2 separate regions of the Homo sapiens genome follow, and region 1 is linked to region 2. A link is a loop called in an ENCODE intact Hi-C map of the cell type or tissue named here. Cell type or tissue: prostate gland. All regions are shown on one strand. Each heading gives the region's core, and the rest is flanking DNA. Links, peaks and the distances in the headings are about the cores only.

Evidence for each region. Hi-C counts contacts between places; a loop is a spot of excess contacts. Peaks named below come from ENCODE experiments on the same cell type or tissue, not always from the same donor. Only the 100,000 strongest peaks of a DNase experiment are listed, where the experiment ranks them.
Region 1: it touches region 2 in a loop (2.6-fold over the local background); 3 of 110 quality-filtered maps call a loop at or near these places.

The regions. Positions count from the first base shown.
Region 1 is chr18:45,585,988-45,588,801 of GRCh38, forward strand. It overlaps a transcript of SLC14A2 not described here. Among named protein-coding and RNA genes, the nearest start is that of SLC14A2, 28 kb to the right of the region's middle. RefSeq lists an enhancer at 2,395-2,814. In prostate gland, for the core only: no CTCF peak of the experiment used is centred there; no DNase peak of the experiment used is centred there; H3K27ac peaks cover 1,186 bases.
Region 2 is chr18:45,521,197-45,524,010 of GRCh38, forward strand. It overlaps a transcript of SLC14A2 not described here. Among named protein-coding and RNA genes, the nearest start is that of SLC14A2-AS1, 18 kb to the left of the region's middle. In prostate gland, for the core only: no CTCF peak of the experiment used is centred there; no DNase peak of the experiment used is centred there.

The sequences.
Region 1 (2,814 bases), core at 115-2,614, 65 kb after region 2:
GGGTGTGTTGGGGAATACGGAAGCAGACAAGACAAAGTGCCCTCTGCCCTCCTGTGGCACCGACAAGTAATAAATATGTTAATACATATATAATACACCATCAGCTAGTGATAAATACTATTAGGTTTGCGCAAAAGTAATTGCGGTTTTGCCATTGCTTTCAGTATTTTAAAGTGAGGTGGGTTAGACGAGAGAATGGCAGGGAGTGTCACTCTAGGTGAGGTGGTCACAGAAGGCTGCCCTGAGGAGACCTCAGTGAAGTGAGGGGGCAAGTCCCACACCCGGAAACAATCAGTGCAAAGGCCCTGAGGCAGCAGTGCGCCTGCCTTGTCCAAGGAGCCTCAGATGTCAGTGTAGTGAGGAGTGGGGGAGGAGAGGAGAGGAAGTGGGAGAAATCGCTAGAAGCTGACGCTCATAAACTTTGAAGGCCTTGGCACTGATTGGGATTTTGTTCATAGTGTGCTAGAAAGGGATTAAAGGGTCCAGAGCAGGGAAGTGCCATGATTTGACTTAGGTTTGCAAAGGATACTTCTGGCTGCTGAATGGAGAATATTCTGCAGGGGAACAAGAGTGGAGGCAGAATGGCAGGCCATTGTACCAGTCCAGATGACACACAGTGGTGACCTGCCCAGGCCGTGACTGCTTGCCCTTTGCCGTGCCCCAGCGTACTGCAAGCTTGTCCACCTTTTGAGTCCCTGCTCTTCCATCAGAGTCCACAGGTCCCTTTCCTCCATCTCCCAATCTACAATCAGGTGTGTCAGTGGTTTGCAGCCTTAGGTTACCCCCACCTTCAAGCTGAATGAGGATCCCACAGACCACACCCTTCCCAAGGGACACTGTCAGGGATCAGAGGGGGAGTCTTGGGGGTATGAGGAGCAGTGGAGATAAAATGCCAACTATAACTTTGCCCCTTTCCCTATCAATTTAAGAACTTATCATAGAATATGCAGGAGTAAGAATAACTGTCCTTACTAGAAAAAAAAAAGTTTATTCTTCTTTATTTTAAATTATTTTTTTTGAGACAGAGTCTCACTCAGTCACCCAGGCTGGAGTGTAGTTGTGCGATCGCAGCTCACTCTCAGGTTCAAGCGATTTTCCTGCCTCAGCCTACTGACTAGCTGGGATTACAGGCACATACCACCACACCCGGCTAATTTTTGTATTTTTAGTAGAGACACGGTTTTACCATATTGGCCAGGCTGGTTTTGAACTCCTGGCCTCAAGTGATCCGCCTGCCTCGGCCTCCCACAGTGCTGGGATTACAGACATGAGCCACATTCTTTAATTGTTAAATTATGCACTCACAAACTCAGTATGTTAACTATACTAATAACACAGTAATGGCTTGCAAGGTGCCAACACACAATCAGTTGCTTTCACCAATACATCAACACCAGGGTTGAGAACCCCGTTCCAGGATACTTTTTGGGGCATATGGTTAAAAAATATCTTATTTGGCCCTTCGATTATGTCCTCTTGTCTATTTTTTATCCCATGAACCTAAAGGTAGTTTCCCAGGAGGCAAGAACCACAGCTTCTCCTCCTCTGGTCTAGTTCACTGTCAGCACCAGTGGATAGATGAGCAGAGGGTAGCAGGATCTGAGATACAGAACCTTTCAAGGCACGAGTTGGCATCAAAACCTGCCCTTATGAGGCTGTTGAGCCAGAAGAGATCTTGGAAGTCACTTAATCCAGCTCTCTGATTTCCCAGAGAAAGAAACTGATGCCCAGGAAGGTGAAGTGACTGGCCTAAGACCACCCAGCTAGGAAAGGCAGGTGAAGATAGTGAGGCCAAGAAGCTATGTGTGGAAGCTCCCACCCTCACCAGTTCACGGTCTGCTATATCGGTGTTGAAAAAAACGCAGAGGGCACAAACCTCTTCATCTCATTGCAATCCTCATAGCCATCCTAGAAGTCAGAAACAGATGCCACCGCTATCCCCATTTCATAACTAGAACAAACAAAGTCCAAGATTCTGCCTAGTGGTTTGGACCATATGTTGCAGGGGGGCGCTAGGGCAGCAGGGAGATGATTGAAAATGCCGGATTGACCCTTTTTTTAATCCTTGAAAAGGGGAATGCTGAGGTGAGGATGATCATGGAAAGACTGTCATTCAGAGAAGAATTCAAATTCTTCTATGTAGCTCCAGAGGCAGAATGAGGACCTGGGCCCAACAGGAAAGAGAGATGTCTGATCACTAGGGCTCTCTGAAAATAGAAGGAACTGGCTGGGGAAATGGTGGGCTCCCAATTTCTGAGATGTCCTGGGCCGAGGCTGGAGGTCAGTGAGTCAGGGGCACTGCTGAGAGGACTCCAGCTTCAGGGGCAATTGGACTGAATGGCCTCTGAAGTCTCCTTCAGGCCTGATATGTAACAATTCTGTTTACAGGGGACTTGGCAGTGGATTCTGTCTCATAAAAAGAGTTTCTCCCACCCACATGGCTGGAGGCATTCTCCCTAATGAAGTCATCCCAAAGGACTACAGCTGAATGTCTTCCAACCCCTAAGGATGGGATGAGGAGAAATGACCTTAAGTCATGTGACATCCATCGGCCCTGTGAAAGACTTCCTATGTTGTGAGCTTAGAGGTAGGGTGCAGCTGCCAGAGGGTGTTACTAAAACTCCTCTCTGGTGATCTCTGAGGAGAATGGGGATACCCACGGTCCTCACGGCTTTGGATAAAGCAGTGTGCAGGCAGGGGGATTGATTTTGTGACCTTTCCCAGTTTCCTCCAGCCTGTTCCAGCTACAATTCTACGATAAAAGCATTAGAGGGCCCAGAGGTGGTTTAGCCTCACTTCTCCCATTCTGGTGAT
Region 2 (2,814 bases), core at 245-2,744:
TTGATGATGGGCTTTGCTTCTACATCATCTTGATTATCCTTACTGATGGAGAGTTGTGCTAGGCACTGAGTCCGACAGGGTTAAATGACTCATTCCAAGCTTACAGCCAAAGCATACTTGCAGTTTCTGGCATTGTGCTAAGGACTACTGGGAATGCAGAATACATAACTCAGAAAGAGTGCACAGGGTTAGGGATAGAGACTCACACAAGACAGACACTCAGTAACTGGATAGTACCATAAGCAGGATACAGCTCAGGGACCAGAGAGAGTAACACAAGAAAGGTACAAAAAAGACTTGGAAAATTGAGAGAAGCCAGAAAGAAGAGAGAGGACATTTAGATATGAGGTATAACTTTGGAAAAGACCTTCAGAAAGTAACCCTGTTTCCTTTTTCATTTTTTTTCTTTTTTAAATAAAATTACCTTTCGAGGAAACAGATTTACATATGAGATTATGTCTGGCTCAAGTGACCTTTAAAATCCATTGTATTCCATAAACCAGCAAGTCGCAAGATTTAATGTGCATCAGAATCACTTGGTGAGTGTGTCAAAAATGCAGGTTCCCACAGAATCAGAATCTCTGGAGCTGGCCCTCATAAATGCATTTGTTCTAAACAGCCAAGTGATTCTGGGACTCAAGCTGAGGGAGGCAGGAAGGGGTGTGGCTGATTGTGAGTGGGCATATTCATCCAGAAAGTAAGAGGTATTTTCCCAGAGGCCTATGGGGTAACTGGCCTTAGACATCGTTACTCTTTGAGCTATGTTTCATTTGAGGGCAGCTTGCCATGGAGGAAAGCGTGCTGGACTGGGAGTCAGCAGACTCATGTTCTAATCCTGCCTGGACTATTTGCCCCTTGGGCAATCTAAGGCAGTCTAAGGCAGTTATGTGCCTTTCTGACCTTCAGTTTGCACATCATATCAGTGGAGATCACCATCCTTCACGTGGGGTTACTGTGGATTTCAAATGGGAGCATGCATGTTAAAGCACCTTAAGAAATAGAAAGTGCTGTAGGAAAGTTGGCAGCGTCAAGTTCTGGGTATGATGTGTTGTGAAAAGGAGGCATTTTTTTATGTTTAGCCTTGCTATCCAAAACAGCTAAGCCCTAGAAGCATAAACACTATAAGCCCATGAGAAAATGTCCAGCTTGCAGTAATAAACTCGAGAAGGTAACCCCGGAAGGTGCACCCTTGACATTGCAGACCTGGGAGAGTTTGAGCCCTGCCATCCCCAGAGCGGCAGCTTCCCGGCACCATCCCTCAGTCCCTGCCTCTCATTCTGCTGGAGATGGCCCCGAGCTCAGGGCGGGAGCAATCCTACATAACTCACTACCCAGAATGGAAATGCCACATAGCACATTTAATTCTGCACTGACAGTTCTCGGGAAACAGGCCTAGTTCTCCATCGACCTCTAAAATAGATGATGGTTTTGGTAATAGCACTTTCTTCAGGAAATTCCATTCATGTTCATTCATTTATTTTAGACCACAAATATTCATGAATTTTGTACAGTGTGCTTGTTATTGTGGTTGTTGTTTGTTGCGTGAAGATTTCTGTTTGCTTGCTTGCTCACTTTACTCAGGCTCTCATTGGATTCCCCAATTCTTATTAACATGTGGATCATTAGAAAATCATATCACCAAACCAGCTATACCCTGTTGCCTTGGGCAATAGAAGTCAGAGGCCATTTTGCTGAGGACACCTGGTTTAAGCATCTGGGTTGCCAGGGGTTCCCATTTCTGCTAAGTTCCAACGCAGAGCATGCCATGGCTTGGCACGCATGCAACCAAAAAACTGATCTCTCCAAGTCATGGGTGAGAGGGCAGAGTGTCTTACCATGACCCCATAAGTGGTCTACGGCAAGCTGTAGTCTGCACTGGTCACTGGTGGGGTGTGGGGTGGGGGTTCTCCACTTTCTCAGCTGGTGAGAATTGTAGTTTACACTCAATTTGAGAAAAGGATTAAATAAACAAAGGAGGGAAATGCCAAGAAAGTTCCTCCAGCTCCAGCCCCAGCCCCTATGCTGAGTCTGGATAACCCAGCCAGACACCTTGAGATGTGGATAAGTATCACAAAGACAGGTCGCCCAGGGCAGGAGCAATCTATACTCCCATCACCAGGTTTTTTTTTTGTTTCTTTGTTTGTTTGTTTTGAGATGGAATCTCACTCTGTCACCCAGGCTGGAGTGCAGTGGCGCAATCTCGGCTCACTGCAACCTCCGGCTCCCTAGCTCAAGCGATTCTCCTGCCTCAGCCTCCTGAGTAGCTGGGATTCCAGGCACATACAACCACACCCAGCTTTTTTTTTTTTTTTTTTTTTAAGTAAACACGGGGTTTACACCATGTTGGCCAAGATGGTCTTGATCTCCTGACCTCGTGATCAGCCTGCCTTGGCCTCCCAAGGTGCTGGGATTACAGGTGTGAGCCACCACACCCAGCCACTAGTTATCATTCTTTAACCCCACGAAATCTCCCCTGTCTTTGGAGACCCAGTGCAAATGATACATCCTGCCTGTAACCCTCCCCACCTGAGACCTGCCTTTGCTCTGACACAGCAACTGCCTGGATCTCCACTGAGGGCTTCCTTTAAGGGCACTATTTCACTTTTCCCAGGTCGTCCAGATCTCTGGCCACATTTGTTGAGAACTTACCCTACACTAGGCTGTTTGTGTGCCTTTTACTGTTTAACCCTCACATCTGTCCTTTGAAGAAGATTTTGTCATCATTTTCAGATAAGAGAATGAGAGATGCAGAAAAATTAAGAAAGTTGCCCCAAAGACACATAATTTGTAAAGTACGGAGTTGAATTGAACCTC